Linked DNA regions of Homo sapiens: all the other regions are linked to region 1. A link is an interaction called in ENCODE POLR2A ChIA-PET data of the cell type or tissue named here. Cell type or tissue: CD4-positive, alpha-beta T cell. All regions are shown on one strand. Links, peaks and the distances in the headings refer to the core of each region. The heading gives the core; the rest is flanking DNA.

What was found. Peaks named below come from ENCODE experiments on the same cell type or tissue, not always from the same donor. Only the 100,000 strongest peaks of a DNase experiment are listed, where the experiment ranks them.
Region 2: POLR2A ChIA-PET joins it to region 1 with 5 read pairs; 9 of 35 experiments call an interaction of 5 or more read pairs at or near these places.
Region 3: POLR2A ChIA-PET joins it to region 1 with 6 read pairs; 11 of 35 experiments call an interaction of 5 or more read pairs at or near these places.

What each region holds. Positions count from the first base shown.
Region 1 is chr12:12,437,988-12,446,351 of GRCh38, reverse strand. All of the region lies in intron 3 of BORCS5 (BLOC-1 related complex subunit 5), which reads right to left. Among named protein-coding and RNA genes, the nearest start is that of BORCS5, 85 kb to the right of the region's middle. RefSeq lists enhancers at 105-274, 6,403-6,697, 5,977-7,176. In CD4-positive, alpha-beta T cell, for the core only: no CTCF peak of the experiment used is centred there; DNase peaks (open chromatin) are centred at 3,631 and 4,381; H3K27ac peaks cover 4,000 bases.
Region 2 is chr12:12,538,286-12,546,649 of GRCh38, reverse strand. All of the region lies in intron 1 of DUSP16 (dual specificity phosphatase 16), which reads left to right. Among named protein-coding and RNA genes, the nearest start is that of DUSP16, 20 kb to the left of the region's middle. RefSeq lists a silencer at 5,620-5,669. In CD4-positive, alpha-beta T cell, for the core only: no CTCF peak of the experiment used is centred there; no DNase peak of the experiment used is centred there.
Region 3 is chr12:12,568,456-12,576,819 of GRCh38, reverse strand. It overlaps LOC107984486 (a long non-coding RNA gene), which reads left to right. Exons shown (of 3, transcript XR_001749010.1): 2 at 482-565; 3 at 1,466-1,685. It also overlaps the pseudogene RPL19P17. Among named protein-coding and RNA genes, the nearest start is that of DUSP16, 9.8 kb to the right of the region's middle. In CD4-positive, alpha-beta T cell, for the core only: no CTCF peak of the experiment used is centred there; no DNase peak of the experiment used is centred there.

The sequences.
Region 1 (8,364 bases), core at 2,020-6,019:
ATTAAAAGTTCCTTTCTGGGAAGGCCTTCTGTGTCACCCCATGTAAAATTTCTACCCTACTGACATTTTATATCCCCTTACTTTTTTTTTTTATTCTTGTATTTACCATCTTACATGCCATCTATCTTATTTTTTTACCGTGTTTATTGTCTGTGTCCACAATGGAATGTAAGGTCTCTGAAGGAGGGATTCTTGTCTGTTTTGTAGTGATATTTCCTCGACACCTACAACAGGGCCTGACACAGAGCTGACTAGTTCATAAATGAAGCAGACATGTAAAGGCATGTGCGTAAAAAGTTCTCAGAGGCATATTCCTATCCTGGTGAGTCAAAAAGCTGCAGGCAGGGAGATGGAACTCTTATGAGATTCACATACTGTGAGAAAACAAAACAAAACAAAACAAAACAGAAGCTAGGTATGGTGGCTCATGCCTGTAATCCTGGCATTTGGGAGGCCATTGTGGGAGGACTGCTTGAGGCCAGGAGTTCAAGGTCAGTCTGGGAAACCTAGCGAGACCCTGTCTCTACAAAAAAAAAAAAAAAAAATTAAAGTCAGCTGGGCATAGTGTCACGCACCTGTAATCCTAGCTACTGGGGAGGCTGGGGCAGGAGGATCACTTGAGCCTAGGAGTTTGAGGCTGGAGTGAGCTATGATTGTGCCACTGCACTCTGGCCTAAGTGACAGAACAAGACACTCTCTGTAAAAAAATTAAATTAAAAAATAAAAGAGCAAGTACCAGGCCCTACTCCAGACCCACTGGCTCAGAATCTCTGAAGATGGAGCCTACCCATCAGTTTAAAAAAAAAAAAAAAAAAAAAAAAAGGTATTTCAAATTGAAAAAAAAAAAAAAAAAAAGCAATGCATGTTCAAGATAGAAATCTTGTAAAATACAGAAAAACAGAAGCAGGCTAAAACAAAATACCACTGATAATCTCATCTCTAAAGGGCAACCACAATTAAGTCACTGTCATGTTACCTTCTGTCTAATCATTTATTAAGAATATTTAACATAGGCAGGCACGATGACTCGCACCTGTAATCCCAGCACTTTGGGGAGGTGGGTAGGAGGATTGCTTGAGGCCAGGAGTTCAAGACCAGCCTGGGCAATATGGCAAGACACTGTCTCTACAAAAAAATTTAAAAATTAGCCAGGTAGGTGGCACACCTGTAGTCCTGGTTACTTGAGAGGCTGAAGTGGGAGGATCACTTGAGCCCAGGAGTTTGAGGCTACCGGAAGCTATGATTGTGGTATTGCACTCCAGCCTGGGCAACAGAAGGAGACCAGGGAGACCCTGTCTCTAAAACAAGATTGTTCGGCCGTGGGCTGCATGCAGTCCAGGACAGCTTTGAGTGTGGCCTAATATAAATTTGTAAGCTTTCTTAAAATATTATGAGTTTTTTTTGTTGTTGTTGTTTTTAAGCTCATTAGCTATCCTCAGCATTAATATGTTTATGTGTGGCCCAAGACAATTCTTCCAATGTGGCTGGGAAGCCAAAATATTGGACAACCCTGCTCTAAAATAAACAAACAGAATATTTAACACAGTTGAAATCATATTGAATATAAACTATTATAGCTTGATTTTTTTTTAACTTATTGTTAGATCTGTTCCTAATGTCACTTGGTTTTCATTGGCAGGAGGACTTAAACCAAGCAAAATTTACCATGGAACCTTGCATCAGGCCTTCTGAATCTCAAAGCTGGGCTGCAGATGCATTTTAGGAATCTAAGTTCGAAGATGACACAGATGTTCAAAATTTAGTGTACCCCTGGGCACACAATAGACTGTATTTCCCAGCCTCTTTGGAGTTAGCTGTGGCCATGTAATTGAGTTCTAGCCGAAGTCATAGGCAACACTCATAGGTTTGGCCCGTAAGAACCTCCTAACTGTGCTAGTCCACTCTTTTTTCCCTTTTGCCACTGGACACTATCAGCAAGGTGGTCTTTGGGGACGGCAGAGCCACAAGATAGAAGGAAACTGAGTCCCTGAACTCAATGGAGGAGAGTCACCTGCTAACCAGAAACACCCACCTTGAACAAGAGCAACAAATAAACTTCTGTTGCATTTGATCCATTACACATCTTTGAGTCTACTTACAGCTGTAGCCTAGCTTACTCTACCTAATGCAACCCTCATAACCTTTATTTTCTCTGATAGAATGAGAAAACTTATCAGTCCCTAGGATGAGATAATTGAAGAATATAAAGTTGTTCATTAAACAAGTATTTATTCAACATCTACTACATGCCAGGCATTGTTCTAGGCACTGCAGCAATGTTCAATTTGCTAAAATTCTTGTTTCTCTTCATTGGAAGTGATACAGGACAGGGAATATCTTTTCCCAGCCCTGGTTTCATTTCCATAACCCAGGAGCCCTCAATACTGGCTAGTTGGCTTAGAGACTACAGGTGCTCTGGGGTTCCTCACAAGAGAGGAGGCTGCATGGGACCTCTGACACTGCCCGCTCTGGTGGACTGGAAATGAGCAGGGGAGGGAGAAGAACAGGGGCTCTAGAACCTGGCACTGGGAAAGCTGGCAGAGCCAGCTGTCTGAGGGCATGTCTAGGGCAGGCAAACTGGGGGGAAATGGGGCTGCTGTTCACACATGCTCATATGTCATTGTCCAAAAGCGGAATGGAGTTAAATCTCAGAGCAGTCAAATAACCGGGCTCTGCTCATGCCTTGCCAAAAAACACAAGCCTACATTTCCAACAGGCAAGTAATAAACTAGATTCGGCCCTCTTCCAGGATTTCTGGCTTTTGGCAGGACAGTGCTGGTGCAAAGGAAGTGTGGGGCCAGGCCCAAGGAAGCCCTGTGCAGCATACCTTACAGTCCGCCGAACCAGAAGCAGCCCACTCCCCCACCTGGATTTCCTGCCACCCAGGGGACCAGTTGTATTTCTTACAGAAAAGAAAGGTTGCCCAAAGGACAAGAAGGGGGGAAACTATAATTACACTGTAAGGTTTCAACCTGGAATTGATGCCAGAGTAACTTGTGACATTCTATGGGAACATAAAATTTTCTTGAAATGTCTTGCCTCAGGATTTCAGCAAAAAGAAGCCGACATCTCAATGTTCTTGTCAAAATTTGCAGCTTTGCAATAGGTACTCCCAACTCATTTTATAATTTCAGGTCAAGAAAGAAGCAACTGAAGCCAAAATATATTTAAAAGCGGCCACAGGACTCTAACAATGTTGTCATTTAAAGGAGATTCGGTTCACAGTGTCAGGGCGATAGCAACAGTTTCACCTGGCCAACAGCTCACGCTAACCAGGCTTTTAACCAAAGGAGCTCAAAGTGAATGCTAATGCCAGTTCAGACAGTGATGCTCTGTGCAACACTCGGAACTACTCATTTAATCTGGATCAGTCTCTCTCCCTGGGAGGACACACAGTACAGGAAGTCAGGTCAAATACTTGGAAAATGACTCCAGCTGGGTCTTAAACATTACGGTACCGATGACAGAAAGAAATCCCTGCCCAGCCCTGTGTGCAGGCCCATGAATGGCAACTCTCGTGCATTCCTTCAAACACCAGTTGAGGACCTACCATGTAAAAAAAGGAATAACCAAAAATGAAATGAAGGACTCCAAAGAGGCAGAACATAAGTAGTATGGTGCAGTGGAAAAGATGACTCACCTTCTAATACCATCTTAGTCATTATCTAATGGAAAGATACCCAGCAAATCCCATATACACTCGAAGATCCTTGGTTTCTTTATTTGCACAATGAAAGGGCTAAATTAGAGAAACCTTAGGGCCTCTTCATAATCCTGTGTAATCATATGGCTTTCCAAGGATTGCAAGTTTTTCTTACCAGTTCATCTGAACCCCCTCCATGCTTCATACTGGTTTATGTCAATACACTATGCTTATCAACACATCTAAGAATTAAAACAGGAGTTACTAGAATCATATCATGAATGTACTCTCAAGGCCTTCAAGCAAGCACACAGGAACTGTAACAAAATAAAGCTTGTGGCTTTATCTTAGTTACAAAGGCGTTCTAATCTATGACACATTTACCCACTGACAGCAACTAGAATGAGGCAGAAATAAGACCCAGGGCAGTGACAAGAGAAGCTCCAAAAGTCTGTGCTGCAACTTGTTCTAATCTATGAACACATTTACCCACTGACAGCAACTAGAATGAGGCAGAAGTAAGACCCAGGGAAGTGACAAGAGAAGCTCCAAAAGTCTGTGCTGCATCTTCCTGGGGCTGCGTATTTGCCACCAGCCTCATCCCTCGCCCCCAGGGAAACCACACCTGGGGAGGAAGCACACTCCTTTCTGGTTGGCTTTTCAGTTACCCCACATTTCAATGATAGATGTAACCTAAAACTAAGTGTCTGTCAACTTGAATCCTTAACTAGAAATGAGGCAATATACAGGAAATCCCCCAAATCAGAGGCAGCCATGTATCCACAGCCTAGAAGCCAAGGACTAATGGTTTGCCACCATCCAGCTTCACATTTCTCAAGACCCATGTTCCCCAGGCACGAGTATGCTATCCACAAAGCAGAATAAACAGTTAAATTCACTACAGAAATTCCAAAAACTACATATTCATGGCATGAAAGAAATCCTGCAGGGTTTGAAGGAAACCACAGTGGGCTTAAAAAAAAAAAAATTTTTTTTTTGCCTTGCCTCTATTTAGTGCTTATACTTGGGTTGTTAAGAGCAGAACTTAAAATGGGGCAATATTTAGACAGCTGCTGGTATCAAGTAATTTCAAATGGGCCAATTCATGGCAATTAGGATAGGCCTTTCTCCTTAGTCATCATTTATATTTAAAGCAATAACAAAGAGCTAACACTACAGTGTCTACTACATGGCAGGCGTGGTCCCTAGAACTGTACCAAGAATAACTCATTGAACCCTCACGAAAACCTGAGGTGGATGTCATTCTGTTCTCACTGAACAGAAAAGGAAACTGAGGCTCAGAAGAATTAAGGGACTTGCCTGAGGTCACACAGGTAGTCAGAGATGGAGCCAGGATTGAACCTTGGCAGTGTGGCTCTGGAGTTTACGCTCAGAACCATTCTGCCAAATTGTCTGCAAATACAAAGAGCAAATACAAGTTGCCCTGCCTCAGCTGAGCCCTCAATGCCTAATGGCACTCATTACTGTACCCAGTCACCATGACCACTCAACAAATGACCTCCCTCTTCTCCACAGAGGATACAAGCTGCTGGGTGTGACCGATCTGTGCCAGGGACCCTCCTGTCATAAACTTGCCTGCGTCCTCCCTGTTCTCTCAGAACAGATGTCCCACAAGGCTCCAACTCTTGCCTCCTCAGGGATCTTGCTCTAAGAATCCCCCTTTCTCCTTCATCTTTGATCTTGTCTCATCTGCCTCTTCCCCCTCATCCTGTAAACATGTTCAAGTGCACCACCTGCATAACAAAAAATCCCCTTTGATCTTCATCCACTTTTAACTTAATTTTGGCCACTACCTCACTGTGTGACCTGGGCGAAGTGCTTACTTTCTGTAAAAGCCTTTAATTTCTGCATCTGAATAATGAGAGCACTGGACCAGAGGGTCTCTAAGGTCCTTCCAATTCCAACATTCTGTGGTTCTTAATGCAGAGATTTCTCTGAGCAAGCTCACTGAAACTCAGGCCAGTTTCTTCAGTGTCCCTGAAGCCCCAAAGTTAATTTTCTTCTAAGACTGTCAAGCTGTTCCCCTGCAGCAATGCCCCCCTCTTCCTCTCATTTCCCAAATCCTGGTTTTTTTTTTTTTTTCAAAGACCTAGCTTAAACCCCGTCTGCTCCAGGATATCCCAATCTTTAACTCTTACAGAACTTTAGTTATAAATAACAAATGAGCATTCCCCTTCAACAGTGCCTTTTTCATATTTCTGTTCTGTATATCTTCATTCCCTCAGCGAGGCTAAACTCTCAAAGAGCAAGGACCATGTTACATGTCTCTGGAACCCCCAAAGGACCTCCCCACTAGGTGGGTCTGCAATAGCTGCTCAACAGTGCTGGCTGAGGGGTCAGCCTATCGCCATTAAAGAAACTAGTAGTTAAGGTATGTCACTAGACTCCCTGATTGCAAAGTAAATTACCTCCGTTCTTCTCCCTCACATACACAAATCTATAAACATAAGCTTTTCATTCAAGAGCATCATCCAAATTTAACATAAGGAAAGCTGAGCTAACTCTCTGATTTTCCTTTATCTGAATCAGAAATAGTTATAGCCATGTTTCCCTTTGATCCAGACTTAAGTGATCACAGGTACTGTAATCTTAGGGACCTCTAGTTGATCCCGGTTATATACTTCCACTAACACATATTCTCCATGGTTATTAAGTTCCCTCACTTGTCAACACATAGCATTATGTTACTTCCTCATCTTTCCAACCAAATTTCCAGGAAACATCTGGAATAATATCAGAGAGTTGGTGTTTGATCAAAATGACATCCTCTGCTTTACTCATTTGGAAGTGACTAATTTCAACCCTTAGGTCTGAGGTGAACATAGACGGACGGATATGATTCAGGAGTTTGCTAACACTCACCAACAGAGATAAGACGGACACATTACGCCACCAATGAAAGCCCCAAAACTGCACTCACCTCCTCTGCCCGAGCACGCTGCTGAGGTATTGCTCAGTACTGTGAGTGCTGGTCTCTGTTTTGCAATAATCCTGGGTAATTACTGACTATTCAAAGTGAATCCCAAAGTTCTTCAAACAGAATTTTAAACTGTTTATTTTATTTTTTGAGACAGGGTCTTGCTCTGTAGCCCAGACTGGAGTGGAGATCTCGGCTCACCGCAACCTCTGCCTCCTGAGCTCAAACCATCTTCTCACCTCCCAAGTAGCTGGGACTACAGGCACGCACCACCATGCCTGTTTGTTTTTTTTCTTGGTCTTTTTTGTAGAGATGGGGTTTCACCATGTTGCCCAGGCTGGTCTTGAACTCCTGGGCTCAAACAATCCACCTGCCTTGGCCTCCGAAAGTGCTGGGATTACAGGCATGAGCCATGTCGCCCGCCAAAGTCAGTTTATTTTTAAATGAATGCTCCAAAACACTGGTTCTCCCCTGGTTACATACTAGAATCACCTAGAGCACCTTCATAAATACCAATACCCAACATCCCACCGCCCTAACCCTATCACCCTTCAAAGATTTTGATCTAATCGGTTCGGAGTGAGACCCAGACATCAGAATTTTCTTAACAGCACCTCAGCTATGCTGAATGAATTAAGGTATCATTGTTAAATATTTTAGGTATAACAGCATTATAACTACATCTTTCAAAACGACTCAGTCATTCATTCGTGGAATTACTGGTAAAATTCAAAATAAGGCCTCCATTTAATTGCTAGTATTGTACCAAGCTAATTTCCTGGTTTTGATCATTGTACGAAGGTTATGTAAAGTGTTAACTTTAGGGGAAGCTGCATGGGGCAGGGTATATAGGTACTCTCAAATTATTTCTGTGACTTTCCTCCAAGTCTAAAATTAATTCAAATTTAAAAGTTATTTTTTAAAAGAATCCTTCACTTTTAAAGATATATACTTAAATATTTATGAATGAAATAATGTCTGGGGATTTACTATAAAATATACAGTTGAGGGTGGCAGGGAGTGGGGATATGGATAAAACAGGAGTATTTGCAAGCTGATGATTGTAGTGGCTGGTAATGAGTACATTAAGGTTCACTGTGTTACTCCGCCTTCTTTTACCCTGTCTTCTTCAGTATATGTGTAAAATTTCCCATCATATATATTGGAGGAAAAAACTTCCGAGTAATTTTAACATGTAACCAGGGCTGACAAACACTGCTCTGAAGTCTTGAAAATGTGCTATAATGAGAAGCTCTGTCTGGTACTTCCAGCTACAAAACACTTTCCCCAGCTCTCTGATATAGAGCTAGTCAGTTAATCTCTCCGTACCACACTTTACTAAACTGCAAAACAACAGATATGGATTAGAGGTTTTTGTTGTTGTTTTTCGTTTTTTTTTTTTTTTTTTTTGAGATGAAATCTGGCTCTGTCGCCCTGGTTGGAGTGCAGTGACATGATCTGGGCTCACTGTAACCTCCACCTCCCAGGTTCAAGCGATTCTTGTGCCTCAGCCTCCCGAGGAGCTGGGACTACAGGCATGCACCATCACACCTGGCTAATTTTTGTATTTTTAGTAGAGATGGAGTTTCACCATGTTGGCCAGGCTGGTCTTGAACTTAAAGGACTTTTTAAAAAGAATAAGCATCAAAAAGCCAATTTATTATAATTCTAAGATCTCCTCTCTGAGAGTTAATGTCATAGTTAATTAACTTCTAGCACAACTGTAAAAAATGGTAGAGTCTGGCTAGGGGCAGTGGCTCACACCTGTAATCCCAGTGCTTTG
Region 2 (8,364 bases), core at 1,803-5,802, 100 kb before region 1:
AGCATGTCTATCTAGTGTTGTCTTTGTGCTTGACCATCTGTGACATCTATATTGCTTTCTGGCCTATTGCCAGGTCTTGATTGACCATTACCAGTCCCTTCTTACAAAATACTAAAAACACCTGGGTGTGTAAATAGCGGAGGTAATGGAAGGACTGAGGCAGCTTCAAAGAACTACATTGTGGAAAGTTGCCATAATGGTCAGAGCCACCCTTGTTCATTCATTCTTAACTTTGGTTATACAGTAACTCAAGGATTGAAATATATTTGGTAGCACTGACAGTTTCATTGCAAAATATTATCTAGGCCCTTTGGGGCTACTTATCACCATCCATCCCTCTGAGCATAGGCTGGACATTTAATTGTGAAAAAACACAACCACGAAACACAGGTAAAGTAAAAAAGATAAAACTAAACCATGGGTGATCATTAGTAGACCAGAATTCATTAACATAATCATTATCCAGAGGGTGCAGAATTTCCCCCCCAAATGATAGCATTTCATAAATTTATAATATTGTATAAATAACTCTCAGATGTTTTCATTATCCATTTATTTTGCATGGGAAATATAACTTATTTTTATAGTGTAATTTCATTTGGGTTTCTAAAAGTACATGATGTTACTGTTATTACATCAATATCATTTATAACAAGTTCTTTTCCATTCAGATATTCAGAATCCACATATTAAATATTAGATTGGTACATTATGGCTCTAGAACTGTGATTTGGTTACCATTTCTCTTACCGGCTTTGAATTTGGTGGGGAAAGATTTGCCAGGAAATGAGACTGAAGCTGTCATATAGTTTTGGCTAGATTGTAGTTTATAGGATATCGTTAGACTTTATTTATCCATGTACTCTCTTATCTGTTATTAGGGTAACTTAAGATTTGACCAGGATTTGTTTTTGAATTTTTTGGAGCGATGGAAACGTTCTGCATCTTGATTGTGGTGATGGTTACATTACAGTGTACATTTGGTCAAAACTCATAGAACTGTACACCAAAAAGCATTAATTTTACTTTATGTAAGTTAAAAAATAATGCTTTAAAAATAAATGTAGTGGCCAGGCGTGTTGGCTCATGCCTGTAATCCCAGCACTTTGGGAGGCTGAGGCGGGCGGATCACCTGAGGTCAGGAGTTTGAGACTAGCCTGGTAAACATGGTGAAACCTTGTCTTTACGGAAAAAAAAAAAAAAAAAAGTACACAAATTAGCTGGGCTTGGTGGTGCACACCTGTAGCCCCAGCTACTCAGGAGGCTGAGGCATCAAGCTGAGAATCGCTTGAACCTGGGAGGCAGAGGTTTTCAGTGAGCTGAGATCATGCCACTGCACTCCAGCCTGGGTGACAGAGCGAGAATCCATCTCAAAGTAAACATAAATTTAGTAAGATTACTGGATGTGAGGTTATTATACAAAACCTATATTTCTATATAACAGTAATCAGAAAATGAAATGTTTAGATGCTGTTTATAATAGCATCAAAAAATATCAAATGCTGGTAATAAATCTAAGAAAGATACCTGAAACTTTTACAGAAGTTTATATAAGTTGATTCTAAAATTCATATGGCAGTGCAAATGGCAAGAATAGTCAAGGTAATATTAAGGAAGAACAAAGTTGTAGGATTCACACTATTGAATATACAGTGTGGAATAAATGAATGGATAATGGAACAGAATAGAGCCCTGAATCAGACCCATATATGTAGATACTAATTTATGATTAAAATGGCACTTTACAGCAATGTGGAAAGAAAGATCTTTCGATAAATGATCCTACGTCAATTGCCTATCTGTATGAAAAGAAAAAGAAAACTAATTTTGGTCCTTGCTTGCCATCACTTACAAAAATAAATTATAGGCTAATTGTAGATCTCAATGCGAAAGGTTAAAAAAAACTAAAGCTTCTAGCAGTGTTCAGCCATATTCGTCATCAAAAAATGCTGAATGAAACCACAGTGAATTACCACTACACACTGATCAGAGTAGCTAAAATTGAGAAACAAACAAAAACTTGAAAATACCAGTATCAGCATGGGTGTAGAGCAACTAGAACCCTCATGTATGGATTCTGGAATTGTAAATTGGAATAACTGTGGAAAACTGGTTGTATCTATTATACTAAAGTGTTACATACTTATGCGTTTAACCTAGCAAACCCACTCCTAGGTGTATACCCAACAGAAATGTGTACTTATGCTCACCAAAAGACATGTACAAGAATGTTCATAGCAGCACAATTCATAATAACTCCAAGCTGGAAACAACCCACATGTCCATCAGTGGAAGAATAGATAAATACATTGTTGTATATTCAATGAGATACTAGGTAGAAGTGAACATGAAAAAACTCTTGCTACTTACAACAACATAGATATGAACATAATTTTGTACAAAACAGTTCAGACACAAAAGAGCTCAAAAACAGGCAAAACTCAGCCATGGTATAAGAAGTCAGGTTCGTGGTTACCTTTGGGGAGAGAGATTAGTAGTAGGAAGACATATGAAGCCAACTTCTGGAGTACAGGTGGGTTTCTATTTCTTGATCAGGATGGTGATTACATGAGTGTGTTAACCTTATAAAAATTCTTTGAGCTGTACATTCATGATTTGTGTATGCTTATTGGCATATATGTTATACTTGAGTTTTTACGAAATTTATTTTTAAATGCTTTGAGTTAACCACAGGAGTAAGTGGCATACAAGATTGTATTAGTTTCCTTTTTCATTAGTAAAGCTTGTATTATCAATGCTGTAAGGGAGAAAATTATTTGTATTACAAATACAAATAACTGGCCTCATAAATAAATAGAACAGGCTTAGCTTCTTTCTTAACCAAATCCAAACATTCCTAGGCTTCTTGAGTTTTTTATTGGTTTTGTTTCTAGGGATAAACCAATTCTTTTTTTCTCTTCACAAAAGAATATATTTCTGGAAGTCATTCTATATCAGATAGACATCTTTCTTTTTACATGTCCATATGGTATACTACATTGATATAATAATATATTTAGCCAATTTATCACTCATTAACTTTGAAGTTGTTTCTTTTTACAGTTATAAACATGTTACAGGGAAAAGTATTTCACATAATATACTTGGGCAGGTATTTATATAAGACAAATTATTGGAAGTAGAATTTCTAGATCTCAGATTATGTGTATTCTATTTACTTTTTTATCTTTTTGTTTGAAAATAATTTTAAATTTACAGAAAAAAATAAAAGAACAGCATCTACTATTACCAGTTTGCCCCCTTTGCTTTATTACTTGCTCTCTCTTCATATTTATATATGATACATTTTTCTGAACCATAAGTTGTACACATGGCCCACTATCCTCAAGCACATCAGCAGGTCTCCGAAGAACAAGGACAGTTTCCTACCCACAGTACAGTTGTCAACCCCAGTAAACCTGACATTGATTTAATACTTCTAACTAGCCCACACGTGTATTTCAGTCCTGTAAGTTGACACAACGACATTCTTCATAGCATTGTACTGTCTAGTACAGTCTTAGTTTGCTTGGGTTGCTATAACAACCTTAGACTGGGTAGCTTATAAATAACAAATTGACTTCTTATAGTTCTGAAGGCTAAAAGTCTGAGATCAGAGTGCCAGCATGATCTGGTTCTGGTGAGGGCCCTCTTCTGGGTTGCAGAGTACCAATTTCTCATCGTATACCCAAGAAAGAGAGCTCTCTGGGGGTCCTTTTTATATAGCATGAATCCCATTCATGAGGGCTCCACCTCATGACCTAATTACCCTCTAAAGGCCCCAGTTTCAGATACTATCACAATGGACTTAGGGTTTTAATTTAAGAATTTAGTGGGGACACAAATATTTGGTCTTGCATACAGGGTCCAATTGAGGATCGTGTTCTACATTTACTTGTGTCTTTAGTTTCTTTACATCTGGAGTCATGCCTTGGCCTGCCTGCCCTTTTTAAAAATGACAGTTTATTGAGATACAATTAATATACCACCAAATTTACCATTTAAAAAAAGTTGAGATATAATTTCAGTCGTAAAATTCGTCTTTGAAGGTGTGCAATGCAGTGGTTTTTGGTATATTCACAGTTGTGTAGTAATCACTACTATCTAATTCTAGGACATTTTCATCACCCCCAAAACAAACTCTGCACATTAGGTCATACACCATTTCCCACTCCTCCCAGCCCCTGGCAACTGCTGATTTACTTCCTGTCCCTATGCATTTGCCCTTTCTGGGTATTTCTTTTTTTTTTTTTTTTTTTTTCTCTTTTCTTTTTTTGAGATGAAGTTTCGCTCTTGTTGCCCAGGCTGGAGTGCAATGGCGTGATCTCGGCTCACCACAACCTCCACCTCCCAGGTTCAAGGGATTCTCCTGCCTCAGCCTCCTGAGTAGCTGGGATTACAGGCATGTGCCACCACGCCCGGGTAATTTTGTATTTGTAGTAGAGACGGGATTTCTCCATGGTCAGGCTAGTACCTAACTCCCAACCTGAGGTGATCCGCCCACCTCGGCCTCTGAAAGTGCTGGGATTACAGGTGTGAGCCACGGCACCCAGCCTTTCTGGGTATTTCATATAAATGGATTCATATAATATGTGGTCTTTGGTATCTAGTTTCTTTCCCTTAGCATAACGTTTTTGGGGTTCTCCCATATTGTAGCTGGTATCAGTATTAATTCCTTTTCATGGCTAAATAATATTCCATAGTAGGGATATACTGCATTTTGTTTATCTATTCATCAGTTGATTAATTTTTTTGGCTGTTTATAAATCTGCTGTGAACATTTTTATACAAGTTTTTGTGGGTCCATTTCCTTTCTTAAATTATTTTAGATTTGGGGTATATGTGCAGGTTTGTTACATGTGCATACATTTTCAGTGCTCTTGTATTTACATTTTAATCTGGATGTTATATCTCACTTTACAGAATTTTTTTCACAGTTATTTCTCTCTAGGGTTTGTGGTGGAACACATGTAGACAGAGAAATAGTTGTTAGGAAGACATAGACCTGGTAGTTTGTCACTCTGAAGTGGGCTGTCAGCTGAAAAGCTTGAAGACCATGGGTCTAGACAGACAGCTCATTCCAACTACAACTATCATAGATTGACCAACTCCTGAGAATTTATGCCATTTACCTACCTTACTGGGCCTTCCAATAAGATAGACTAATTTTAATAAGAGTTTCTTATTTTCCCTCCTTAACGCTTTGTGGGAGATACTGTTGGGTGGAAATAATGTCAGTGTAACCTTGTCAAGGCCTGTACCTCTTTTATTCTTCATGTTTGTATTTGTGTGGGGCAGGGGACTGTGTGTACCTGGGGTTGAAGGGAAGATGAATTGTCTTCCCCTCTGCCTTTCCCTCTAAAATCAGTGCCACAGTGAGAATCAGCAAGTGGCCAGGTGCGGTGGCTCACGCCCATAATCCCAGGACTTTGGGAGACTGAGGTGAGTCAATTGCTTGAGTCCAGGAGTTTGAGACCAGTCTGGGCAACATGGTGAAACTCCAGCTCTACTAAAAATAGAGAAATTAGCCAGGCGTGATGGTGTGCACATGTAGTCCCAGTTACTCGGGAGGCTGAGCTGGGGGGATCACCTGAGCCTGGGAGGTTGAGGCTGCAGTGAGCCATGATCAGCACCACTGCACTCCAGCCTGGGCAATCAGAGTGAGACTCCTGGCTCAAAAAAAAAAAAAAAAAAAAAAAAGAAAAGAAAAGAAAAGAAAAAAAAGCAACTGTCTGCCTCCTGAAGAAAGATGAATCTGTGCTAAGTGGCCTCCTGGCAGGAAGCAACCAGCCTTTAGGGACCAGCTGACAGGAAGTTGCCTCCAGAATTAGTAGAAGTTTGCTGGCTGGTGGTGTCGCCGCTCCCTCCAAACCTCTTGACCAGGGGTTATTTGTGAATACAAAGAGATTGTGTAGCACCCTAAGGAGTTGGGGTAGGAGAGCGTCCAGAATAAATACATAGGTGGGATTGACCACCTCCTCACCTCCTCCTGTTGACTTCTAGATGTCACCACTTGAAATTTTTCTCTCCCACTCTTGCTATGTGATCTCACGGAGCCTTATAGATATCTTATGAAATTGCTTTAAAATTGTATCCTCCAAAGATTCCTTGAGCAAAAAGCCTTGCACAGTATAGATGTTCAAAAACTGTTGTGTAAGTGAAGGAAGCACAAGTTAGACCCACTGTACAAGGGAAATAGCTGAATGAGCATTTTCTAACCTAGTGTTCCTTGTATTGGATGTTAATATGTTACGAAAACTCCTGACTCTGGTTAAATACCATCTTTAAAAATTTTTTTAATTTATATTTTTATATATTTTAAGACAGGGTCTCACTCTGTGGCCCAGGCTGGAGTGCAGTGGCAATCATAGCTCACTGCAACCTCTATCTCCCGGGCTCAAGCTCCCCAGTAGCCTTGCAGCAACCTCCATCTCCCAGGCTTAGCCTCACTAGTAGCTGGGACTACGGGCCCCTGTCAGCACACCTGGCTGATGTTTTTTTTTAGTTTTTTTTTTTTTTAAAGTAGAGTCGGGGTCTCAGTATGTTGCCTAGGCTAGTCTCAAACTCCTGGTCTCATTTTCTTTTTTCTTTTTATGAGACAGAGTCTCAGTCTGTCGCCCAGGCCAGGGTGCAGTGGTGCGATCTTGGCTCACTGCAACCTCCACATCCCAAGTTCAAGTGATTCTCCTGCTTCAGCCTCCCCAGCCTCCCGAGTAGCTGGGACTATGCTACCACGCCCGGCTAATTTTTTCGTATTTTTTAGTAGAGACGGGGTTTCACCATGTTGGTCAGGCTGGTCTTGAACTCCTGACCTCAAATGGTCCACCTGCCTCGGCCTCCCAAAGTGCTGGGATTGCAGGTGTGAACCACTGTGCCCAGCCTTTTTTTTTTTTTTTTTAAATAACTGCTGGCCCAACCTTGAGAAGGGTGGTGACGTCCTTTATTTAATGTAATATAGATTGGCTGGAGGCCCGAATCTTGGTTTCCATCATCATCCTAAGTGAAGTTTTACAGGATTGGATTAGAGAGGAATTCTAAAGGGCTGTATGCCCTTGTGATGGTGATTAGCCGTTAGTAATGGGAAATTCCTGGGTGGAGATATTTATTTAACGTGCATTCATAAGCCGGTGAACACTGAACTCTATCTCTCCCAAGCTTTAACAATCTTTCCTTGACACATCTACACCTAAACATTTGTAGATTTTTAAGAAGAAAGATTGGAAACTAGATTGCTTCACCCATAAACCCTGTCTTATTAAACCCTAATTGGGCTCTGTGCCCCAGCATATCCTTGCAGTCTTCTGTTGGGTATCATAAGTGAATTGTTGTGCTCCTTTATTATTATTCAAATTATAGAGGCTGTGACATTGGAGAACTGGATCTCTTACATAATAAAATATTCAGAATTCCAGACTTTCAACATATAAAACATCGTAAGCAATAGATTAATCACAGTGTTACATGTGTCACCAGATTTCTCCTCTGCTCTCTCTTAAACTGCCTTCCAAGTGACCTGTCCCTTGTGACAGTTTTTTAGGAGAAGGTAAAGGATCCACCTCTGCTTGTTCGTGTGAAAAATACTGATGCCTGGGCCCATTCCTCAGAGATTCTGATTTATCATTCTGAGGTACATCTGGATATTTAAGAGCTCCCAGATGATTTTAATGTGTAACTAAGGTTCAGAGCTACTCTGTTAGCCAAAATGCTCCTCCATTTAATCATGTACTGAGTTGTTCCCTTTTTAGCAAATGTTAGAATTTACAATAGGTGGGAGGATTACCTGAGCATTTATTACATGCTTTATATTTTATTACATACTTTAACTGTCTTACTGTATTTTCATGGTGACCCAGGAAGTTGACAAGCATTTGCTTCGAGGGTTCCTCCCCCTTCACTAGAGTCCTGCCGAGGCTGTTGCCTCACCATTTGGTTCTCTATTTCATGCCTGGCATTTCATCTGTAACTTCATGGCAGGCTGGCATTTTGGTGAGGGCAACTCTCCACAGCCACACCCATTAAGTGTTTAAAAGGGTGCATTATTTCTCATCTTTTGAAATATTTTGCGTTCTGTGTTTTTCAGGAGCCTATTAAAATTTGCAGAATGTTTGGTAAGCTCTCTAGGGTTGTGGAAAGCACACTCCCTAGAAGCTATTTTCTGTCTTTTACCACTGATGAATAGTGTGACTTTGAATAAATATGTAACATTTTGTAAAAGGGACATTATTAACTTGCCAGAAGACATGCACTAGACTAAGTGGAAGTCCTTCTTTGGCTATGAAATTTCAGTAGTCTCTGACTTTCTTTAATGACGTGACATGACTGACTTCCCATTTCTCCTCTTACCATTATTTTCAACTCAAATCC
Region 3 (8,364 bases), core at 2,310-6,309, 130 kb before region 1:
CCAATTTACAGACTTTCTACAATGAACATGTATTGCTTTATAATAAAACATAAGGTCAATAAAGCATAATGTAAACAAAGGAACCAAACTCTCCGTCATTCCCTGCTACTTATAATATAAAGTCTAAAATCTTTGACTGAGGCCTGATGTAATTTGGCCCAAACTGCTTTCCAGGCTTATTATATACCCTTAAATTTAAATGTTCTGCATCAGGTAAACTATTTTAAACCCAATTTTTCCTGCTGTATCTCTGACTTCTGCTTCTTTTTTCTTCCTGAAATGAGCTTCCCCATTCTCTTTCAATATCCCAACTCAATCTATTGTTCAAGGTCTTAGACCCAAGGAGAGCCTTTCCTAAGAAGGAAGGAGTCAGTATGTAGTGTTTACTATGTGTGCTAGGCCCTCTACTTGGAGCTTTACTTGGTACTTCATGTAACCCTCACAATAACTCTGGAAGGTTGATGTTATCTTCATTTTGCAGATGAGGAGACTATGTTTCCCTCAAGCCACACAGCCAGTGTGTGGTGAAGCTGGAATTTGTTGCCGGCTGAATCTTCTGCCCCAGGTCAGCAAGTTCTCATTTTTTCTAACTTTTGTAGCTCATATCTGAATGATACGTTTTACCAGTAATCACAGAAGTGCTTTCTAATATAGTGGCATTTCCTATAATGTTATTTTTAACTAAGTTTGTGGTAATTTTTGTTGGTGGTAACTTATATTTGTACTTTTGTTTATCTTCTCAACAAAAGCTCCTTTTGGGAAAACTTGGGTTCGAGTCCTAACTTGCTACTAGCTATTTGTCTTTGAGCAAACTCTTTAACTTTTCTCAGCCTCAGTTTCCTCCACTGTAAAATACAAAATAATAATATCTAACTCTTGAGGGTTATGAGAGTTAAAAGCCCAGAATATTCCTTGTACAAAAGAGCTGCCTGTGGTGTATTTGATTTGACATGATGATAGTTTATTTTCAAATCCATTACATTTCCAGTTTCTTTATAGTAACTAGAAATATAGTAAACCACTATAGTGGTTTGAGATTTTTTTTTTTTTTTTTTCCCCAAGACGGAGCCTCGCTCTGTCACCCAGGCTGGAGTACAGTGGTGTGATCTTGGTCACTGTAACCTTGGCCTCCTGGGTTCAAGCAGTTATCCTGCCTCAGCCTCTCGAGTAGCTGGGATTACAGGCATCCACCACCACACCCAGTTAATTTTTGTATTTTTAGTAGAGATGGGGTTTCACCATGTTGGCCAGGCTGGTCTTGAACTCCTGACCTTGCGATCTGCCTGCTTCAGCCTCCCAAAGTGCTGGGATTACAGGCATGAGCCACTGTGCCCAGCCGAGATATTCTTAAAACTCAGTGACCTAAACTAGAGGTATAGATCTTTTGTGTCAAGACAATAGAAAATTGACTACATAAACTTTAAAAGTATTTTTAATTAAAATCGGTTTTCTGCTTTTTGGTCAGAATATCCCATCTTGCTGTTTAACCAACATTGAACAAGAGGTTCAGTTACTGGTTAAAGACTGTTCCTAAGGTAAATGTTTACATTTATAAACATGAATGTTGTGACTGAATGTTGTCACTGTTAGTCCAGAAAGCCACTGTGAATTTAAAAACTTAGTACACTGAGACATATGTTTACTCAGAAAATGAAAAAAACATTAAAAAATCTCTGGCCTTCAAAAACAGCAATTTTAAAAAACAGATTATTTATATCAGAAAAAAAGGAAGCCAAGCACAGTGGTTCATGCCTGTAATCTCAACACTTTGGGAGGCCGAGGCAGGAGGATTGCTTGAGTGCAGGAGTTCTAGACAAGCCTGGGCAACAAAGCAAGACTCTGTCTCTACAAAACAAACAAACAAACAAAAATTAGCTGGGCATGGTGGCACATGCCTGTAGTCCCAGCTACTCAGAGGGCAAGAGGACCACTTGAGTCCAGAAGGTTGAGGCTGCAGTGAGCCATGAAGGTGCCACTGTGTTCCAGCCTGGGTGACAGAGTGAGACCCTGTCGAAAAGAAAGGGAAAGGGGAAGGGGAAGGGAATTACTGTATTCATTCCAATTATTTTCTTCAGGGTCAGATAAAAAGAAGCAAAACTCACCTAAAGAAATGGTTCATACGGCCGGGTGCAGGGGCTCATGCCTGTAATCCCAGCCCTTTGGGAGGCTGAGCCGGGTAGATCGCCTGAGGTCAGCAGTTCGAGACCAGCCTGGCCAACATGGTGAAACCCTCTCTCTACTAAAAATACAAAAATTAGCCGGTGTGGTGGCACATGCCTGTAATCCCAGCTACTTGGGAGGCTGAGACAGGAGAATTACTTGAACCTGGGAAGCAGAGGTTGCAGTGAGCTGAGATCACACCGTTGCACTCCAGCCTGGGCAACAGAGTGAGACTCCAACTCAAAAAAAAAAAAAAAAAGAAAAAAAAGAAATTGTTCATAATTTTTTGGCTTTTACAGCATCTTTATTACCATTCTTTAATTTTTCAATTCCTGCACAGATTATTTATTTATTTATTTATTTCTTTGGAGATGGGGTCTCTCTCTGTCACTCGGGCTACAGTGCTATGGCACAATCTTAGCTCACTGCAATCTGGAACTCCTGGGCTCCAGCAATCCTCTTGCTTCAGCCTCCTCAGTAGCTGGGTCTATAGGTGCATGCCACCATGCCTAGCTAATTAAAAAAAAACAATTTTTTTTGGTAGAGACAAAGGTCTCACTATGTTGCCCAGCCTGGTCTTGAACTCCAGGCCTCAAGTGGTCCTTCCACCTCAGCCTCCTGAGTAGGTAGGCCTACACACATGTGCCATCACACCTGGCCTTTCTGCATAGACTTTCTAGTAAAGGTGCTGTAAGACCTTTACTTGCTAAACTGAATTAGATTTAATTTCATTCTGAAGTTTGTGAGAGTTGGACATAATCCTTAGGATAATTGTGGAGGCAGAATAAAAATTAGACAGGGGCCAGGCATGGTGGCTCACACCTGTAATCCCAGCACTTTAGGAGGCGGAGGTGGGCAGATCACTTGAGCCCAGGAGTACGGGACCAGCCTGGGCAACATGGTGAAACCCAGTCTCTACTAAAAATACAAAAAGTAGCCAGGTGTGGTGGCGCATTCCTGTACTTCTAGCTACTTGGGAGGCTGAAGCAGGAGGATTGCTTGAGCCTGGCAGGTGGACGTTGCAGTGAACCAAGATGGCGCCATTGCACTCTAGCCTGGGTGACAGAGTGAGACTCAAAAAAAAAAAAAAAAAAAAATAGGTATTTGCCACTTAAATTTAAATTTTTGGTGAGTTGTGAATCAACAATTGAGAAAAATTATAAGCAACTGCTAATCTTTTTAGCTTTTTATTTACTTTTTTCCCTACTACCACTATTTTTTTTAATTATAAAAGTAATTTTCAGCCTTTTAAAAGATAAATACACCTGAGGTTAGAAATGACAATTCTATTATTATTCATATTTTACTTCACTTTTATTAAAAGACTTGTCAAAATACCCTGACAAGAGCTGTAAGTGTGTGTTCCATCTAATACTGAAAATAAAGTTTCGGCTGTAAGTAGTAAAAATCTCTCCTGAGATTGCAACTAAGAAATTCTCATTTCTCATTTGTCTAATCCCTATTTGTTATGAATTGTTTTATTAAAACAAAACAAAACCTTAGACTGCTTGGCAAGTCATTAGGATTTTTGTAGGGTTTAAATATTCTACATCTGCCTCTAACAAGATTATCCGACTTTTCTCCTTCTCTGAACAAGCTTCTTGAAACAGTGGTTTATATTTCACAGTTTCCATTTTATTCCTTCTTACTCCTTCTTCGGCTCATTGCAATCTTGCCTTTGCAAGACTGCCTTCAGCAAAAACCACTCTCTCCCCAGTCAATTTATTGCTAAATCAAAGAAATACATTTTCATCTTTACCTTAGGGGACTTCCCTGAGGTATTAACCCACCAAAAACACACTCTTGCCCTGCTTGAAACTTTCTTGGCTCTCTTTCTGTAACAGCCATTTTCACTGCTTTCTTTTCTACTTCTCTAGTTTCTCCTTCTCAGTCTCCCTATGAGCTTTTTTTTTAGATGGAGTTTTCCTCTTTTTGCCCAGGCTGGAGTGCAATGGCGCAGTCTTGGCTCATTGCAGCCTCCGCCTCCTGGGTTCAAGTGATTCTCCTGCCTCAGCTTCCTCAGTAGCTGGGATTACAGGCATGCGCCACCACGCCCAGCTAATTTTTGTATTTTTAGTAGAGACAGGGTTTCACCATGTTGGCCAGGCTGTTCTCGAACTCCTGACCTCAGATGATCCACCCGCCTTGGCCTCCCAAAGTGCTGGGATTATAGGCGTGAGCCACCACACCCAGCCTATGAGCTTCTTTAAACCTCATAATTCCCTTGATTGCCAACATTTTTTTTTGCTTCACTTTCCCTGTGGTCACATCCGCCATTCATGTCTACAACTGAATATGGTGAATGAATCCAAAATCCTTGTCTCTTACCCAGACACTGCCTCTGACCTTCGGACATTGATAAATGCAATAACTCACTCCTCTTGAGGTTCCATAGGCCCCTTGAACTTGACATGCTTAAAATTCAATTTCTTACCTTTTCTCTTCCCAAAATAAGCAGCACCACCATCCACTCATTTGCTCAGAAACCTGGGAGTTACCCTTGACACTGCTTTTCCCCTTAATAGCTCATGTCTAATTGGTCGCAAGGTCCTTTTGATTCTAGCTTATCATCTTGTATCTGTCTTCTCTTTTCCATTTGGTTCTCTAACTCGTACAGTTGTTTCCTGTCTTGCTTTACGTCTGCCCCACCTAACCATTCTCTGTATGGAAAAGTGTGAATCTGATCTTTCTTGTTTAAAAATTTTTCAATGGCTCCTCCATTGCTTGCCTTGAAAAAAGTCCAAATCCTTTGATATTTTAGACAGGGTTTCACTGTGTTGCCCAGCCTGGAGTGCAGTGGCACAATCACAGCTCACTGCAGCCTTGACTTCCTGGGCTCAAGTGATCCTCCTGCCTCAGTCTCTGAGTAGCTGGGACTACAAGCATGTGCCTCCCCAACTGGCTAATTTTTTTTTGTTTTGTTTGTTTGTTTTTTGAGACAGAGTTTCACTTTTGTTGCCCAGGCTGGAGTGCAATGGTACGATCTCGGCTCACTGAACCTCTGCCTCCCGAGTTCAAGCAATTCTCCTGCCTCAGTCTCCCGAGTAGCTGGGATTACAGGCATGCGCCACCATGCCTGGTTAATTTTTTGTATTTTTTTAGTGGATACAGGGTTTCTCCCAGGCTGATCTCAAACCCCCAACCTCAGGTGATCTACCCTCCTCGGCCTCCCAAAGTGCTGGGATTACCTTACAGGTGTGAACCACCATGCCCAGCCACACCTGGCTAATTTTTTTAAAGTTTTTTTGTAGAGACGAGGCCTGGCTACGTTGCCCAGGCTGTTCTCGAACTCCTGAGCCCAAGTGATCTGCCTGCCTTAGCCTCCCAAAGTGCTGGGATTACAGGTGTGAGCCACTGTGTCCCACTGGCAAGTTAACTGTAAACTGAGAAGATTAATAGTTATGAGAATTAAATGAGGTAATATTCAATAAATGCTAGCTATTATTTATTATGATTAATATCCTCAGTCATGTCTTTGAAAATAGTACTATCATTTCCTTAAGATAAATTCTTTTTTTTTTTTTTTGAGACAGAGTCTAGCTCTAGCTCTGTCACCCAGGCTGTAGTGCAGGGGAGCCATCTTGGTTCACTGGGCTCACTGCAACCTCTGCCTCCCGGGTTCAAGCAATTCTCCTGCCTCAGCCTCCCGAGTAGCTGGGATTATAGGCATCTGCCACCACTCCCGGCTAATTTTTGTATTTTTAGTAGAGAGAGGGTTTCACCATGTTGGCCAGGCTGGTCTCGATCTCCTGACCTCGTGATCCACCTGCCTTGGCCTCCCAAAGTGCTGGGATTACAAGTGTGAGCCACCGCACCCGGCCAAGATAAATTCGTAAAGTAGAATTGTTGGGTATGCATTTTTAAAGACTTTCATAAGCATATTGCCAAACTGCCCTCCAGAAGAGTTATACCTGTTTATATTCTCACCAGTGCTAATGAGAAAGTCTGTTTCTCCATATTGTTAACTCAACTGTGGGATTACCGGTTTTTAAAATAACTGCCAAATTGATAAGTGAAAAATTGTCTAGTTTTTATAACTTATTGAGTCTGTTTAACAAATCTGCTGCAGAAAGATCAGATATAGACTGATAATATAGAGTGTTGGCCGGGCTGGTCTCGAACCCCTGACCTCAGGTGTCAGACTGGCCAAAATGGTGAAACCCCGTCTCTACTAAAAATACAAAAATTACCCAGGTGTGGTGGTGCGTGCCTGTAATCCCAGCTACTCAGGAGGCTGAGGCAGGAGAATCGCTTGAACCTGTGAGACGGAGGTTTCAGTGAGCTGAGATCGCGCCACTGCACTCCAGCCTGGGTGACAGAGCGAGACTGTCTCAAAAAAAAAAAAAAAAAAAAAGTGTTACTGCTATTTACTTTGTTTTGATTGTACATCTTAACATTCATGTTTTTCATCTCCTTCAGGACTGAGAACTTACACATTTTTGAACTCCTTTACTTCCCTCTTTCCTTCCAGTTCCTTAGGAATGAGCATGCACTTGTGTAATTGAGTTGAATAAAATTTAACACATATTTCCTATTAAACTTTAAAGCTCAATAGTCCAGTTTCTTTGTATACCTTTCCATGGGGAGCACAGAGTGCTGTGCTGAGTGTTGGTGACCTGTTTGGAATTCCTTTTTAGTCCCTAACTAGCTATACAACCTTGGGCAAGTCGTTTAACCTCTTTGGACCTTCATTTTCTTACATGTAATGTGAGATGGTACCAGGTAATTTCCTAGGTATCTTCTAGTTCTCACATCACGCAGGTTAACATTTTTCTTCCAAGAAGTTCCTTCCTACTTTGCTGTAAATATTGCCCTCCTCCAACATAGTGTCATCTCTGAGGCAGAACTTGCTTCTTTCTAGAACTGTAATTTGTTCAGTGTCATGAACCCTAAGATAACAGTAGCAGCTACTATCCCAGAAGTATAGCCAAGACTTTAATGTGAAGTAGGTCTTATTCACTTTTTTTGTGTGTGTGATAAAATCCTTTGAAAGTTTGTTGCAGCTGTGCATGGTGGTTCATGCCTGTAACCCCAGCACTTTGGGAGACTGAAGCAGGAGGATGGTTGAACCCAGGAGTTCAAAACCAGCCTGGGCAACAAAGCAAGACCCCATCTCTACAGAAAAAAAGTTTTATTTATTTATTTTTTATTTTTTTGAGACAGGGTCTCGCTCTGTCGCCCAGACTGGAGTGCAGTGGTGCGATCTCAGCTCACTGCAAGCTCCCGGGTTTACGCCATCCTCCTGCCTCAGCCTCCCGAGTAGCTGAGACTACAGGCGCCCGCCACCACACCCGGCTAATTTTTTGTATTTTTAGTAGAGACGGGGTTTCACCGTGTTAGCCAGGATGGTCTTGATCTCCTGACCTCATGATCCGCCCGCCTTGTCCTCCCAAAGCGCTGGGATTACAGGCATGAGCTACCGCACCCGGCCAAAAGTTTTAAAAATTAGCCAGGCATAGTGGTTTGCACCTGTAGTCCTAGTTACTTGGGAGGCTGAGGCAGGAGGATTACTTGAGCCCTGGAGGTTGAGACTGCAGTGAGCCATGATTATGTACTCAAGCCTCGGCAGTAGGAGACCTCATCTCATTAAAAAGGAAAAGAAAAGAAAATCTGTTGAAAGCTAGGGACCCACTCACAGAAAAACATGTATAAGCATATATACACAAAATTTTAGGGGGCTCTTAGACCCTCTGGAGCCCATCTATATACTCTCTAGGAATCCACAAATCCTAGGCTAAGAACATTTGACTTAGGAACATTCAAAGGATCCTTGGAGATTAACAAAATTGTCAAAAACTCTCTCTTCCTATTGGAAAAGGGAGCTGTTATATTACCTAAAAAATAGAGAATATTAAAACTGTTTTTGCTGCTGCAGCTGAAGCCATGCATATGCTCAGGCTTCAGAGGAAGTTTTCCTCTAATGTCTTTTGCTGTGGCAAAAAGAAGGTCTGGTTGGCTCCCAGAGACCAATGTTAACTCCCATCAGCAAATCCAGAAGCTGATCAAACATGGGCTGATCATCCGCAAGCCTGTGCCTGTCCATTCCCAGGCTCCTTGATGCCAGAAAACCTTGGACCATCGGAAGGGCAGGCACCTGGGCATAGGTAAGCAAGAAGGTACAGCCAATGCCCAAAGGCCAGGGAAGGTAACCTGGATAAGGAGAATGAGGATTCTGTGCCAGCTTCTTAGAAGATACTGTGAATC